2 separate regions of the Homo sapiens genome follow, and region 1 is linked to region 2. Evidence: chromatin loops called from intact Hi-C (ENCODE). Cell type or tissue: Calu3. All regions are shown on one strand. Each heading gives the region's core, and the rest is flanking DNA. Links, peaks and the distances in the headings are about the cores only.

What was found. A loop is a pair of places that touch in the nucleus more often than their neighbours do. Peaks named below come from ENCODE experiments on the same cell type or tissue, not always from the same donor. Only the 100,000 strongest peaks of a DNase experiment are listed, where the experiment ranks them.
Region 1: a loop joins it to region 2, with 2.6 times the contacts of the local background. A loop is called at or near these places in 1 of 110 quality-filtered maps.

The regions. Positions count from the first base shown.
Region 1 is chr16:79,256,836-79,265,167 of GRCh38, reverse strand. It overlaps a transcript of MAF not described here and the pseudogene RNA5SP431. Among named protein-coding and RNA genes, the nearest start is that of MAF, 340 kb to the left of the region's middle. In Calu3, for the core only: no CTCF peak of the experiment used is centred there; a DNase peak (open chromatin) is centred at 3,487.
Region 2 is chr16:79,150,380-79,158,711 of GRCh38, reverse strand. All of the region lies in intron 8 of WWOX (WW domain containing oxidoreductase), which reads right to left. Among named protein-coding and RNA genes, the nearest start is that of MAF, 450 kb to the left of the region's middle. In Calu3, for the core only: no CTCF peak of the experiment used is centred there; a DNase peak (open chromatin) is centred at 4,431.

The DNA of each region.
Region 1 (8,332 bases), core at 189-8,188, 110 kb before region 2:
TGAATAATAATAATAATGACTTCCATTTATGCAATATCCATGTGTGCCTAGGTGCTTTGAATATATTACCTCCCATGGCAGATGAGGAAATTCGTAGAGTTAAAAAAAATTACTTGACTTAAAATTAGTTGATTTTTTTCAAAGAGCTTCCTAAAGAGTTGATTTCAGTGAAAGATCAGCATTAGTCACAGGCGAGTTCTGGTTCCCACAGCTTCCCTTTCTCAGTCTTCCCCTTTGACTTTGCAAGTCTCTGAGTGTCTCCTGAGAATTTGGTACTGAATTAAAATTTGGGAACTGTGGGGTGGAGGGAACTGGTACTCAAAAGTATGACGAAGGCAGGAACCGCTGTCTTGAAGACATGGAGCTTCAGATCCATGGGAAACTGGTGGGGTGAGGTGGGCTGCTGAGTAAGTTTCCTAGAGGTTAGACATTTGTATCTGGGAGATGTGCTGGTTGTGGCTTGGAGCATTTAGGGAGGTCTTCCTGGAGAAAGACATCTCCCAAAAGATGACTAGGTCTTAAGAGGAAAGCCATAATTCTTTTGTCTGACTCAGCAAAAGCAGCATTTGAGAGAGGATAGAGCTCAACTGTTGGGGTCAAATCCTGGCTCAGCCTCGCCATAGTCTCCCATCCAAGTACTAACCAGGCCTGACCCTGCTTAGCTTCACAAGATCAGAAGAGATAGGGCACATTCAGAATGGTATGGCCATAGACTCTGCTGTGTTCTCAGGGCAAGGCTTTGAGCAAGTTATTTAACCTAACTGATGACTTGGCCATTGATTAAAATGCTTAGTTACAGTAAAGATTGGATAAAAGAACACACCCAATGTGTTTAGCACAGTCTCCGAGGCCATGCAGATTTCCAAGGGCAGGCAGTTGTTTTTAGTTCCCTTACAACTGTCCAAATCCCCTGAGTTTTTCAAGCTAAGGTTTCTCTATTTTTGCCCCCTCTGGACTGAGATGGAAGATCTGTTTTCAAGTCCCAGCTCTGCTTACAATGTGATCCTACAATATGATCTCACTTCTCAAAGCTTCCACTTCCTATTCTGCCTCATGAACAGGAGGGATTTCAATCTTCATGGGACTGTTTTCCATTCCCCTGGAGTCTTCTCCATTTACAGACACAGCGGATGTGTCTGCTTTGACTACTGGTTGTCTTGGGGCTCTCTTGCCACAGGAAAGCTTACATCTAGACTTTTCCTTCTAGGCTAAAACAAACATCTAGCCACCAGAACCAGTCTTTCAGGAGACCAGAGGGATTAAGGGATGTGGGACCACCTAGAAATGGTGGTTGTGGAGCAAGTGGCAACAAAGTGAGATTGCTTCATGCCTGTTCTGCAGCTTAAGAGCAGAACTCTTGGAAAGTACATGGTGCCAGACAGAAGACCAGTCACAAAAGTGGAGTTGACTGGCAATGAACTCTCATGAATCTCCAAGCTAATTACCAGGGAAAGTAAGGTTGAGGAGACAACCTCCTCCCCCACTCCACATGCAAACACAGAATGACAGGTTTAAAAACCCTATGGTTTCAAAATTAGCAAAGACACTTTGACTAAGATTGGCATGAGGAACAGAGAAAACGGAAGAAGAGGAAAGAGAATCCTGGGCCCCACAAGGGGAAAGGTATTGGCATGAAGAAACAAAGTTAAATTTTAGAACGTCACTGCCTGAGCGCCACCCCTTTAGGACAAGGACAAATGGTTCAGGCCCAAATTACAAATACTCTTGGATTTTTATAGAACATGAACAAAGATAATATCTTCTCTTAGGACACTTCCAGATATGGAAATCAAATCATATCCTCCAAAGTGCTATGTTAATATTTGTAACTATAGATAGCCATTCCCCATCTCTGTCTTGACTTCCCTTAGAAAATTTCCCCAGTTTGAAGACTATGAAGACTAACGTGAGAAAGTTGCAATGACTTGGCCAAAACTCTTGGATGCAATGATGCGTTTAGTTATCCATTTCCCGGCCTCCCTAGATATACCAGGGTTATAAGTTCAATGAGAGGCCGTGTCTGCCTAGTTCACTGCCTAGTCCCAGTTCCTGGCAAGCGGTAAAAACTTGGTAAAAGAGTGTTGATGACCTGCATTAACACTGGGCCACACTGTGTCAATATGGAAAATATCAGTCACATCCTATGGGTGAAATGACTGTCTCCGAATTCCTGCTCCTTTTGTTTGACACGAGCTATGGGATAAATGTGTATCTGATTGTCCTACTCATTACTCTGCTGCAAACATACATTATGAGAGAATAAGATGCCACTCCTAAGTTCTTCAAAAAAATGCTACGGTTATTTCTGCACCCCTTCAATACCGTTCACCCACCAGCTTCTAGATAACTCTCTAATATTTTCTAGAATGTCTCCCATTTAGATTGGCTGGGAGTTGAGTCCCATTACCAACAAAGGGGCTCTGGATGGTGCAAGCATTGACTCCTTCCCTAGAGCATCCTGCCTGGCTCAGAGCAGATTCTGCTCTTACAGAAGGAACTGTAAGACTGTAAGGGCCCAGCAGCCCAGCTCGTCCCTCTGGGCACGTCCACCCCTCTCTCATTTCCATGCTGTGAACAAATTGCCATTGTCACACCTCCATGCCTTTGCGTGTGCTGTATCCTCTGCTGGAGCTCCCTTCCCTATGGGTTGCATAAACAGATAAGGTATCCACCCGAGGCCCTTGACCTAACAGATTTTGTCTTAAGGCTTTCTCCCCAGGTCCAGAGCATCTAGCCACAAAAACATCCCAAAATAGTTCTGTCCCAAGTATCATGTCCTTTGTCTACATTTTCTATTGCTTTAGGCACAGAGCCCAGAGGTCTATTTTGGATAGAGAGTAAGGCTGTGAGTATTAGAGAGAACATGAGTTTTAGAATTCGAAAGAGCCCAGTTCGACTTCCAGTGACGATACCTACTGGCTGTCTGGCCCTCACTAAGGAGCTCAGTCCCCCAAACCTCTGAGGCCTCATCTGCAAAAACTACCCATCCTGCACAGTTGTCGTGGCAATGACCTCAGACAACATATGTAAAGCTCCTGCTGTGGTGAGTGGTACACGGAAGGGACTCTCCAAATATTAGCCCCCTCCCTGGCCATTCTGCCCTGAATGTGACTGCCTGGGGGCAGGCAGACTGTCCTGGTCCCTCCTGGAATGTCACCTAGGATTGTGCATGATGTTTTCTGCAGCCAGTCTGGAATAACTCGTGAAAAGTCCATATGAGCAACTTAAGAGATGGAGTCCTTCTCCCAGCCCTCTCCACTGTCAGGAGGAGGACTGAGTTAGTTGAGCATTCTGGCCCCTCCCTTCCACTAACCTCCACCCCCAACGCCCCCAAGGACTCAGGGCCAAAGGTGATTAATGGGAGTGTCAATGAAATTGTCTTTGAGGCCAGGCCCTGCCCTCATCATTTTCCCATCTGCTGCAGGAACTTCTCATTCTTTGAACCTGTCACTCTGCAAGCGGCAAAGGCTGGCCAGAAGAGGGCTCCACTGCAGCCAGCCTGACAGGCGGGGCAGGCCGTCCCTCTGCAGTGTCCCTGGCCTCCTTCTAATTGTCTCCTCTATAGAGGCATCTTTCCCCCAGAGAAGGGCATGAGAAGTCCCCCGGATTATTTGGATGAAGAGACTCACAGTTACTCATTCATCCACAAATTTGTTAAATATTTACTGAGTAGCTACCATGTAGAAGCTCCTGTGCTAAGTCTTAAAAGAAGACCAGCCAGGCGTGGTGGCTCATGCCCGTAATCCCAGCACTTTGGGAGGCCGAGGCGGGTGGATCACTTGAGGTTGTGAGTTCAAGACCAGCCTGGCCAACATGGTGAAACCCGGTCTCTAGTAAAACTACAAAAATTAGTTGGGCGTGGTGGCAGGTGCCTGTAATCCCAGCTACTCAGGAGGCTGAAGCGGGAGAATCTCTTGAACCTGGGAGGCAGAGGTTGCAGTGAACTGAGATCATGCCATTGTACTCCAGCCTGGGTGACAAGAGCAAGACTCTGTCTCATAAATAAATAAATAAATAAATACCCATGGGAGCCACGACACCTTCTGGGCCATCCTGCCAGCTTCCTCACCTGCTCCCGGTCCAGCCAGCTCCTTTCACCCCACTGCTTCTCGCCTGCAGCCCCAGCCCTCATCTCAAGCCTCATTTCCTCTGCCTTGGACCAATGGAACAGCCTCCTCTCCTGTACCCTGACCTACACCCCAGGGTATTGCCTGAGCCATCTTTCTAGAATGTTAGTTTGGTTGTATCTGTCTTGGGTGTGCTATTTTCCACCTGGATTTTGTACTTTGCTATACAAATAGTTTTCTTTAAAAGAACTCAACTTTTTTTTTTTTAATTTGGCCTCACTCTAAGCAATAACATCTATGAAGTCACAGATTGGATGCCAGCTCCTATATCATACCAAAGTGAGTTTTTAAAAATCTCTGTGAAAATGAAGAACATTTATTCACATAACACCTAAGACTATCAGGCACCGATGCTTCGCCTGTTGAACACTCACTGGTCAATGCCGAAGATCGGCAGCACTTATTCACTCAAGAGCTCTTTGTTGAGTAATTACTATGTGTCAAGCACAATTTCTGTATTGGGAATACAATTTTAAAATGGTGAAATCCCTGCTCTCATAGTGTTTCCATCCTAGTGGTAAAACAGACAAATATATAGATATAGATATAGATATAGATATAGATATAGATATAGATAGATAGATACATGAGCCAGGCATGGTGGCTCACATCTGTGATTCCAGGACTCTGGGAGGCCAAGGCAGGAGAATCACTGGATCCCAGGATTTCAAGACCAGCCTGTGCAACACAGTGGGACCCCATCTCTACAAAAAAATTCAAATATTAGCCAGGTGTGGTGGTGCACACCTTTCATCCCAGCTGCTCAGGAGGCTGAGGCAAGAGGATCACTTGAGCCCAGGAGTTTGAGGCTTCAGTAAGCCACGACTGCACCACTGCACTCCAGCCTGGGCAACAGAGTGAGACCCTGTCTCAAAATAAACAAACACCAAACAAAATAAGATAAATGAGTCAAGTGTATGGAGTTGTTAGTTGATGGCAAGTGTTAAAGAGAAAAGGAAGCAAGAAAAAATATCCCAGTCAGCTTCTGCCTTATTTTCCAGCCAGCTGCCCACTCTCTTAGCTGGGGCTCACTGCAGGTAGTCCCACTATGCACTGTGCTGTGTCACACTTCCCTGCCTTGACCTGGCCTCACAGCCTGCCCTTCCCACATATGCCTCTTGCCACATCACCTTTGGTTTTCCAAGTCCTTCTGAGCATTATCATCCCTAACTCCCCCTTCCCACCCCATTAGAATTAAATCAAATCCACCCTCCTCTGGGTACATTGGGCCATTCCTGCTGTTGCCCTTCTCAGCCTCTATTGTCCTTTTTTGTGTCATGTCTGTCCCCACCACTGGACTCTCTTAGGCTAGGATGACCAGCAGTCCTGCCCCCTGTACCCTAAGACATGAGCAGAATCACTTTCTTCTCTGGGGAAGCAAATTTTTATATGCAACCAAGAGCCTGTGTTCTATCAAGTGAAGACCTCATTCTTCCATCCTTTTTTCACCCAGCAATGATTTACGGAGCACCTACTACGTGCCCTGCATATTCTTAGCACTGGGGAGATGTGTGTGGCCATGAAGGACAAGCACTTAGTGTCATGGAGCCACCTCCTAGTGGTGGGGGAGTAGACAGTAATCAAACAAAGACATAAAGGAATTACCTGTTGTGACCAGTGCTATGAAGAAAGCAACTGGGGGTGACTTCACAGGAACTCAGCGAAGCTCTGAATTGATAAACACTGACCCATCCTGCAGAGTGGTGGCTGGTGGCTGGTGAGTGGGGAGGAGGCCAGTTTTCCAAGCATGGGGAACAGCATCTGCAAAGGCCCGGAGTGGGCAAGCGTGGGCATCCCAGGAGCAGACAGAAGGCCAAGGGGACTGAGCAGAGCCAGGAAGGGAGAAGGTAAGTCACGGAGGATTCGAGCCAGCCGGCCTGGTGAGGAATTGGCTTTCGTTTCTAATTCTATGGAAAGCCATCGGTGAGTTTTACACGAAGTGCTACAAGCAGACACTCATTCTGGGGTTTAGGGGATGGTTGTCAGGATGTAGAAGGAGGAGAATTTTTAACCTCCCAAAATGTAATCTGGGATGGGGGGGATCTCCCTTCTTTCAGCCTGGATGTGGTGGGCTCTGGGACCCTCCAATAAATGGAGGCAGAGGCAGCCTGAGACTGGGTCCCATCTTCTCTCTACCCTCCCTCCCCTAGTCGCACAGCAGTGGGCAGTCTGACATCTAGGTTTCTTCCTGGATGAGAACCAGAAGTGCAGAGAGACCTTGGGGGTGGGCTGGGGGCTTCACTAGCACTATACTTGCCAACAGGGTTGGAGCAGGCTCTTGAAGGGAGAGGGGATGTCTATTTAGATCACAGAAGTTCAAGTTTGCTGGGTGCCTAACTGACTACCACAGCTCTGCTGAGCCTGATCCCTAAATTTCAGGGGCAGGTGGCCCCTTGTTCCTTCCCCAAAGCCTGTTGAGGGCCAGCAACCTGGAGGAGAGTGGGATAAATGGCTTGAGTGCCCACAAATGCCCATCAGAGACCTTCAGGAGAACAAACAGGCTGGAGAAGAGAAGCCTAGCCACTGCAGGCTAGCTCCATTACAGGAGAGAGGAAAATTTGGAAGCAAAGAAAATGGGCTTGGACCCCACAAGGCTCTCCCTGGAACAGTGCTGATGCAGCTCCATTTGTCAGCCCATGTCCGCTTAGAGACTCCTGTCTGGGGCTGGATTCAGAGTGTGGAAGTTGGAGCAGACCCTGGTCCCCATGGAGCAGGTGACTGACCACTCTGCTGGGCTGGCTCCCGGACCCTGCATGCTCTAGAGTGTTGCACATGTTTTACGAGCAGACTGCATGCACTTCCGGACTGTGGTGATCGTGACCATCCCTGATATTAACAACAGCAAATAACCACACACCCCAGAGGCGTCTCACTCCTCCTCCTTTCTTAGGGAAATGCAGCATCTCAGAGACAGATTCTGCGGCTTACAGGCAGCACAGAAATAATGATAAGGGCTGAGGTTAAACACGCAAAGCAGCTGAGACGCGATGTTATCTGGCCATTTGTACTTAACAGAGTCACATTTTATTCTCATTTTAAAATTCAACATACTAGTGCTCATTGAGTTAGTTTTTAGAAATCATGGCAGAGTTTAGAAAGGAAAACAAAAATGCACCACCTACTGATAACATCTGGGCAAAATTTTCTAGCCACTGTTATACACATCTCTATGCCTTTCAAAAATAGCATCAATAGTATAAGTATGGCTTTCTCGTCTCCAGTTTTCACTAACAGCAACATTTTCTCATGTCATGAGTGTTCTTCTTGAACATGATTCTAGCTCACACTTACTGAGACGCATACATGGTGCCAGATTCTATCCTGCACACAAATTACATGTACAGACTGGACACAAATATGGGATGACATAGATGTTATTATATTACATTCATTTTCTAGATGAGATGCCCAAGGCACAGAGACATTAAGTAGCTCGGCTGAGGCTGAGCAAGATAAGCAGTACAAGGTCACCCAGCCAAGCTGACCCTCACTCACCATGACCCACTGCCCTCACCCACCAAGCAGCTGGGTGAGAATTTACTTTAAAACCTCTTATGGTAGACATTATGGCCTTTTCTGTATGCATCTTTATTTCCTTAGGATAATTTTCTGGAAGAACAGAGCAAAGTAGGGGACTTGCATTTTTAATATTTTTGCATTTTGAAACAATTTTAGGGTTATAAGGAGTAGCAAAGCTAGTAGAGAAAGACCTTAGCTCCCTGCAATGATAACACGTTATTTAATCACACAAGACCAGGAAACTGACATAGGTACAATACTATATTAACTAAACAACACACCTCATTCAGATTTCACCAGTTTTTACATACACTCTTCTTTTTTTTAATTTTTATTTATTTTTTTGAAGTGGAATTTCGCTGTGTCACCCAGGCTGGAGTGCAGTGGCATGATCTTGGCTCACTGCAACCTCCATCTCCTGAGTTCAAGCAATTCTCTTGCCTCAGCCTCCCGAGTAACCAAGACTACAGGCGCCCACCACCATACCTGGCTAATTTTTGTATTTTTAGTAGAGACGGGGTTTCATCATGTTGGCCAGGCTGGTCTCAAACTCCTGACTTTGTGATCTGCCCGCCTCGGCCTCCCAAAGTGCTGGGATTACAGGCGTGAGCCACCGGGCCCAGCCCCTCCCTTCTGTTTATGGTTTGTGTGTGTGTTTGTGTGCGTGTAGTTCTATGACATTTGAT
Region 2 (8,332 bases), core at 242-8,241:
ATCTGAGATCTGACTTACAAAAAGCAATCAGGTGTGCAAAGCTGGGGAGGATAGCAGGTGGGGACAGAGAGGCTGAAGGTGAAGGCCCTGAGGCGGGAATGCAGGAACTTGGTGTGTTCAAGGAATTGAAAGAACAGGGAGGCGTGAAGTGATCCAGCATATGTGGAAAGGGTCAGATTAAGCAAGCCCCTGCTGACAGGATAAGGAGTTGTATTTGTAAGTGTGGTGGGAAGCCATGAAGGGGTTTAAAGCAGAGTTAAACGCCATCCGCTGGGTGATTCCATCTAAAGCAAGTGATCCTGCAGCTGCAATTCAGAATGGTGTTAAAGCCTGACTTGGTTTCCCTTACCTTCAGTCTCCTGTCCAACGTGTGATTTTTCCACCTGAAAACTCTATTTGCTAGTCTTGTTTCTCTGTCTTTTTCTTGAAATGTGGTTCTTTGTTTGTTCCAGGTATTTTGAAAATGTTTCTGATCATCTCCTCCTTAATAGTTCTTCCCGGCCAATTTTTTGCTCACCTCATCTATGAAATCCCAACATATATATTTTTAAACTTCCAGAGGTCTCTGTCTACTTCTCTCTTGTGGGAACCATGCTGTTTCTTTTCTGTCCTCCCATGCTTTGACATCTGGGATCTCCCCTCCCAGGGTCAATAAATTCCTAGAGGCAGCAAACAACTCACTTGGGGGCACCCCTTTTGAATGCAACCCAACCAATCCAGAACTTACACCCCACCACCTCCTTTATTTCTCATGCCCCAGGCCACCATCCACCCTTTCTAATCACCCAGGGCCAGGTACCAGAAAAATAGGGACAGCCCCTCTTCCCCAGAGCCTGCTGAACTTACTCAAACCCTAGTCTACTTACCCTGCCTCGTTCAGTCCTCCCCACAGAACCCACGGTTTGACCCTCTCCCTCTGCCTCTTGACCAGTCCTGGTGCCTCCCCATGTCCCTCCACTCTGACATAGCATGTCCCCTTCCCTTGCAAACTGTAAAGGACACAGATCACAATCATCACAACTCTCACAAACTGTCTTTTCAGTGGTCATTGTCTCCTGATCTGCTGGTCTTAGCATACCTAAATAATAATAAAACCTGTATTTTAAAACATCTCCAGATAGCCAGTTTCATCGTGCACCAAATAATAAAAACTACTGATTACTGAGGTTCCACTACATGCCAAATGCCTTAGAGATGTGATTGACTTCAACCTATTCTAGTTCAACCTTCCTTTACACAACCCTGCAAAGAAGGTATGGTTTTGTGGTTTCTTTCTTTTTTTTTTTTTTGGCCATTGTATAAATGAAAAAACTGAGACACAGTTTATGAGACTTGACCAAGGCTCACTGTTTTCTAACTGTGAGAGCTAAGAGTGAAGCCCAGAATAGAGATGGTATAGTTCTTAAAATCAGAAAAAGATCAGTTTTCTTGCTACTAAAATGAACTAAAGGCCACCACTTCCTGACAGACTCTTGAATGCTCTTGTTTTGTCTTTTTGGCTCATCCAGCCAAACTGGTTTGGAATTCATAGTCACAATTTCTTGCTCACTTTTTCTCTTCTCCCTGCTTTGCCTAGTGTATCATCAGGAATATTTCTACAGAATTACTCTGTTTTTCCTAATACTTTCTCTCAAGTTAATATAAGTACAAACAAAATGTCTAAAGGAATGGCCAGGGCCATTTTACCATGTGCCCTGTGCCATTCTTCTACAACAAGGGCCAGTTCTTCAGGGTATCTGCAACAATCATCAAAGAACCTCATTCTTCTGATGATAATTCACATATTGTAAATCTACATATTCGACATGAAAAGTTTTTCTGTTAGTTGTTAGTTTTGTTTTTTCTTTCCTTCAGCCTGTAGAGAAGATGAAATAAAAGGTCTTCTTTCAGCAAGTGTTTAAACTACAGTAGTTTCAATTTCAGGTAATTATGCATACATCATACATCCCTTGGATATTCTTAAGACTTTGAACACAGGCCCCCACCCCCCTCTTAAATTTGAAATCCTGTGATACCTGCTGTAAACCCTAAAATCTGTGAGCAATTACCTCTGTAAGCAGTGTTTCTGGAAGATAACAGCTGTGTGTGCTTCACAATTTTTTTTTAACTTGTTAATTGTCTGGTTTTTAACTCTGACTACTAATCTTCTGAAGCTTAAGAATTCCTAATTTTCCTTCCAACACCTTCTACTTGGTGTGGCAAATTTGAACCCACCTGTGTAATATTTTCTGCCTTTAAAAACTGCAATTGTTGCTGGGAGCGGTGGCTCACGCCTGTTATCCCAGCACTTTGGGAGGCTGAGGCGGGTGAATCACTTGAGGTCAGGAGTTCGAGAATAGCTTGAGCAGCATGGCAAAACCCCATCTCTACAAAATGCACAAAAATTAGCCAAGTGTGTTGGTGCGCACCTGGGTCTTAGCTATTCTGGAGGTTGACGTGGGAGGATTGCTTGAGCCCAGGATGCAAAGGTTGCAGTGAGCTGAAATTGTACCACTGCACTCCAGCCTGGGCAACAGAGTGAGACCTTGTCTCAAAGAAACGAACAACCTCCAATTGCTAGACCTACAGACAATCACATTAGCACTGTTAGTAGTAACAGATGGGCCTATGAGTAGTGAGACTGTGCAAATTCCAGTCGTTGAAGAGGTGGTGGTGACCTGTCTGATTTCCTGGAAATTGTAAACTAACTATTTTTCTCTTTTAATAGTGAAATGACTAAGTGAGTTATGAGTGCTTAGGTGCTTTAAGTATTTCCTTCATCTTCATTCGATGTTTAGAAATCAACAGAGAGACTTGTACCTAGATTAAAAAAAAAACAACTGGAATTCCTCCTCCCTCCCTTTCTCCTTCTTATATGTATTAGTCCTCTATAAACCTGACACCATGCTAGGCACCACTGGTATAAGACAAGGGAAAAAAAAACTCTGGCTTTTTGCATAATCCTTTCTATTCAAAATGCGATCCATGGATTATCAGCCTGTTAGGAGCTTCTTAGGAATGTAGAATTGAGGCCCCTCCCTGACCTCCTATAACCAAATCTGCACTTTGTACACAATCCCCCAAGCAATTCATGCGCACTGTATCATTGAGTAAAAGCCCTGCTGGAGATGAGGGATTGGCTCTCTATGTCAACTTGGCCAAATCCAGCCAACCATGTAGTTTTTCCTGCTGTTTTTTTATGGTCTACGATCTAAAAGTGATTTCTACATTTTAAAATGATTACATTTTAAATGCTATATGAATACCTACATAATAACCTCAATTTTGTCTCTTAGACTTCAAAGTCTAAAATATTTTACTCTCTGCCCACCCCCCCACCTTTTTTGTTGTTGTTGTTGAAACAGAGTCTCCCTCTGTCGCCAGGCTGGAGTGCAATGGCGTGATCTCAGCTCACTGCAACCTCTTCCTCCCTGGTTCAAGTGATTCTCCTGCCTCGGCCTCCCGAGTAGCTGGAACTACAGGCACACGCCACCATGCCCAGCTAATTTTTGTATTTTTAGGAGAGATGGGGTTTCACCATGTTGGCCAGAATGGTTTCCATCTCTTGACTTCATGATCTGCCTGCCTCGGCCTCCCAAAGTGCTGGGATTACAGGCGTGAGCCACCATTCCCGGCTTGCCTTCTTAAGCAAAAGCTTGCCAGTGCCTGCTGTAGAATCTAGAAGAATCTAGAACCCTAAGTCTGGGTGAAGGCACAGATGAAGCTATCTTTTGAAATAAGCATGACATCATGACCCTAATTCCACTGAAAATACTTGTCAGAGGAATGACAGCTCTTCCTCTTCTTTCTTTCTTTCATTTTTTCCAAAACCATGATATGTATTAAACAGGAAACAGGCACTGAGAGCCTAAACCTTGGATCAAGTTTATAAAAGCACAGGTGTAATAGGAATTTCATGGTTCATGCTCAGAGGTTCATGAGGACCTAAAAAATGGTTATCTTCAGACTCAAAAGGACCCAAAAGACATGAAAACTGGTTTAACTGGCTCCATCCACATACACTATGAAAGTGATTAACAGTTTACCAAACGTGGTTGTTTTACAGTGTACATCCATCAGCATAAGGGTTGTATTTTTTTTAAATGTTGCAAACTTTTTAGTTTTTCCAAGTGAAGAAAACACAAAATTGCCATCGAATATCCCCATCACTTCAGAAAAGAGTGGCTATATCCTTTCAACTAAATTCACCTCTTTTTTTTTTTTTTTTTGCAAAAGAGGATTTTAAAAAATTATTTATATGTCCATGTCTATCTTTGAGAGGTAGATTTAGCTGAGGAAGTGAAATGAGGGGCCAGTATTGAAAATGGATGAGAGTGAAAGAAGAGGAGACAGGAATCAGAGTCACAGAGAACAGAGAACTGGTGTCTAGGACAGGCAATCTTCAGAAAAGGAAACTCAGCTGGAAACAAAAGGCTTTGTTCCTGCCCAGCCATTCCCACGGTGACCTCACCGGTGTCCAGGGCAGAGGACACTTACACAAATACTTGTTGCACTAGACTAAATTAAAAGGATTTAGTGGGTGTCGATCTGTAGTGGCATGACCCAAGTTGCCTATTTTTCATACCATTTAGGGCTCTGACATTGAATAGATGAGAACTTGTTTTTAAAAGACTATCCATGATGCATCCACTCAGCATGTTAGAATGGAGGCCAAAGGGAGCCAAAGTTGTTTTGGATTTGGGCAGTATGCCTTGCTCCTTTTTCTCCCAAATTCTAAATGCTTCTGGGGTGCATCCATGGCTAGCATCACGGGAGGCAGGACAAGAAATTGTGGACAGTCCAGCCTGGCCTGACAGCAGGCCTGGAAAACGCTTTCAAACCTTAGGGGCCATACCTTGCCAAGAGCATCTCTTTTGAGTGTAGGTTACAACCTGTTCTTATTTGAAGAGATGTCCCTAAAAGAGCACGCATTCTCCTACCCATAAACAGCTAAACAACAACAACAAAAAACCCCCCCCAAAAAACAGATGATACTAAAGGTTGCTTTCACTAACCTTTAAATGGTACTGGGAGGAATAGAAAAGTATGTACAATGAGATTAAGGCCTTCTATGATCCCCAATTTATGATTAATATGGTGACCACAAAATCTAGAGGTTCTTTATTGCTTTTTGGACAGGCAACTGATTGTGTGCAGGTATTATTAGGATTGTTACTCAGTGTAATCCACAGTCCGAATTTCCACAAGTGCATTGCCGTGGGCTGTTCTCCAGGGGTCTAGACATAACGACAAAAGGCATTCCCGATGTAAACCAAATGACTTGGTATGACCCCACACACCAGTGGCTACCTGAGGACACCTCCACAGTTCCCTAAGTAAGTACCCACAGCAGAGGAGGGCTCTGCTTGGATTCCTTCGCACTGAAAGGGCGGCTTGGCGTGACTCATGTGACTCTAGACCCTCCAGAAAAATTGTACAGGGGAGTCTCACAGCTGGAGAAAGGAAGTCAGGTAGGACTGGGGTCAAACTTTAGTGCTGGAATCTTTTCGCAAGCCACTACGCTGGGCCTGAATCTCCTCCTCCTCACATGGAGATGATAAAGCTGCCTCTCAAGATTTCTTGGCGGTTGAATGAAAAATATAGCAAGCCCATGACCCTGAGCGTGTACTCAAGTGAGTTTGGATTTTCCTGCCCTGTGCTTCACAGAAACCAGGCCTCCGCTCGCTCTGCAGGTCTCCTTGCCCGGCTCTTTTGAGCTGCCTGCATTCTCTTCCTTCCTTGTATTTCCCCCAGCAAGCTTCCCTGACACTCTCACGCTAGGAGCAGTCCTCTCTTTCCACCGTCTCCTAGACCCGGAGCCCACTTCTATCCCTGCTCTTCCCTCAGTGCAACTGGGTACTCCGTTCTATCTCCCAGGGAGTGAGCTCACAAGCTGTCTCGGCCTCCACCCCAGTGCTGGCCCACCTGACACAAAGAAGGTGCTAGATGTTAGCTGCACTGCAGAATAATTCCCTGAGCTCTGCCCACACTAAGCTGACTGCTGGCCACTCTGTTTGGGCATGGCTGGGCAGGGCAGGTTTTTGTTTTTTTTTTTTTTTCTTTGAGATGGAGACTCACTCTGTCGCCAAGCTGGAGTGCAGTGGCGTGATCTCGGCTCACTGCAACCTCTGCCTCCCGGGTTCAAGCGATTCTCCTGCCTCAACCTCCCGAGTAGCTGAGACTACAGGAACACGCCACCACGCCCAGCTAATTTTTGTATTTTTTAGTAGAGACAGGGTTTCACCATGTTGGCCAGAATGATCTGGATCTCTTGACCTCGTGATCCGCCCGCCTCATCGTCCCAAAGTGCTGGGATTACAGGCATGAGACACTGCGCCCGGCTGGGCAGTTGGTTTTTTAAAGCTTAACTGTCTTCCCCTTGGCTTCACCCCAGACTCCTCTTCCACTCCTGATTCAGGAGGAAGCCTGTTCCACCTGCATTCCCCATCGCATGGTCCAGCCAGCCTGTACCCTTCTCTGCCTCATCCATCACCCGTTCTGCCAGCATGGGTCAGCGAATCCCGCTCCTCAGGGCCTCGCCTCGCGTGGGGGAGGGATGCAAGCAAGTTCCAAGGCAGTGCCGACAGAAACAAAATCGATATCTTTTACTCTACAGGAAAAAGTAGAGGATAAACTTCTCAATAGTATTAGAGGAAATTTAACAAGGGATATGGTAAGATCAAGGTCTTCTATGATTCCCAACTTCTGCTTAATACAGTGACAATGAAAACTAGTTCCCCCTTCGTAACAGAGACCTTTCTGTTGCCTTTTAAAGACTCAGAGCCCAGATATCCTCGGCTATTTACATGTGATATTTCATGGCTAAAACAACAAAAAAAGATAAACAAAGGCAAGTCCCCAGTCAAAGAAAAGAGAATTATCATCACATTAGCGTCAAAACTTCAACACTGGGGCTGGAGGCCATGGATTTTCTTGCCATTACAGCAACTCCAGGATCAAATAGGCCCATTAGGTGGCTCTGGCTGTCAGGCACCCTGGCAGGCCGTTCGGAGACTAGCATGCTCTCAACACGAGATAGGGTGGCCACTTACTTCTTGCCTATCCTCTAGCACCCCTGATCTGCAGGCATGGCCTCTGCATTCTGCGTTATTTCACTGAGAAAGGCATGCAGCCCATAAGCAGAGGGTGAGGTCTCAGCTCTGTCGCCTTCTAAATCACAACATAATTGGAGCCCTGTTTGTCTTCAACCTGAACACTGATCATGTAGAAGGAGCGGTATTGGTTACTGTCCTCTCCCTCTGCCACCTCCTGCCAATGCAAGCCAGTGCTGAGGAATGTCTGGTCCAGGGTAACCAAAAAGAAGGCGCACATACTCTTCATGTCTAGGAAATAAGAGCCTACGGATTTGGGGGAATCCACACAACACCTGCTGGAGACGTTTTGTTAGTGACCTCCAGGAGCACACCACAAAGAATAACGCCTTTACTTGGAAAGAACCTCAAAGGCAGTGAAAAGTCAACCACCGTAGGAAAGAATGTTCCAGATTTCAAATGATCAGAATAGCTGGCTGTTTAAGAGGTGGTGCCACTTTTACAGTTAACTATATAACATATGGAAAGCAGGAGGGGAATTTTCTGGGGAAATGAGTCAAATTTGTGTTTCCTCTTTAGTATTAAAATGATAGCTTTACGTATTTCATAGATGTGCCAATAGCAGAGTTGCACTGGTAAAATGAAAACTAACGTTTAAAAGGGAAATAATTCCTGTGCAACGTCCTACAAAGCCTCAAATCAGGGAGAAATGAAAAGAGCCTAGAATAAACTAGGCTGAAAAAGTCTTCTACACCAGTGACAGCAGAATGATGGCCTGCAGGTTGAATCTGGACTGCGGATGTATTTTATTTGGCTCACTCCAAGTGGCCTACGCAATGATTTCATTGCCACCATTTACAAATCGGATAACTTAAGCTGGATGCAGTGACACACGCCTGTAGTCCCGGCTACCCAGGAGGCCAAAGGGGTAAAGTCACTTGAGTCCAGGAGTTCCAGGGTGGCCTGGACAACATAAACGGTGGCCTGGGCAACGACGTGACACCATCTCAAGAAAAAGGGATGATTTAATATTTAAAAATATATGAATTTCTAATCTAATCTCTCCAGAAAAACTGGAGGTTCTGGCAAGTTTATAGCTAATTTCCACGTGGCAACATTCAGCTGGACGTCAATAATGGCTGCCCCTTAGAGATGAGGCATGCACACTATCTTTGGCACTTTCTCCTGTCTTCCCTATATTGGGGACATAGATTTAGCACCATTTATCATCGTATACACAGCAACTTCATTCCTTTATTCTACCTACCTGGTAGTTGAAGCATCTGAAACTGCCCTATGCT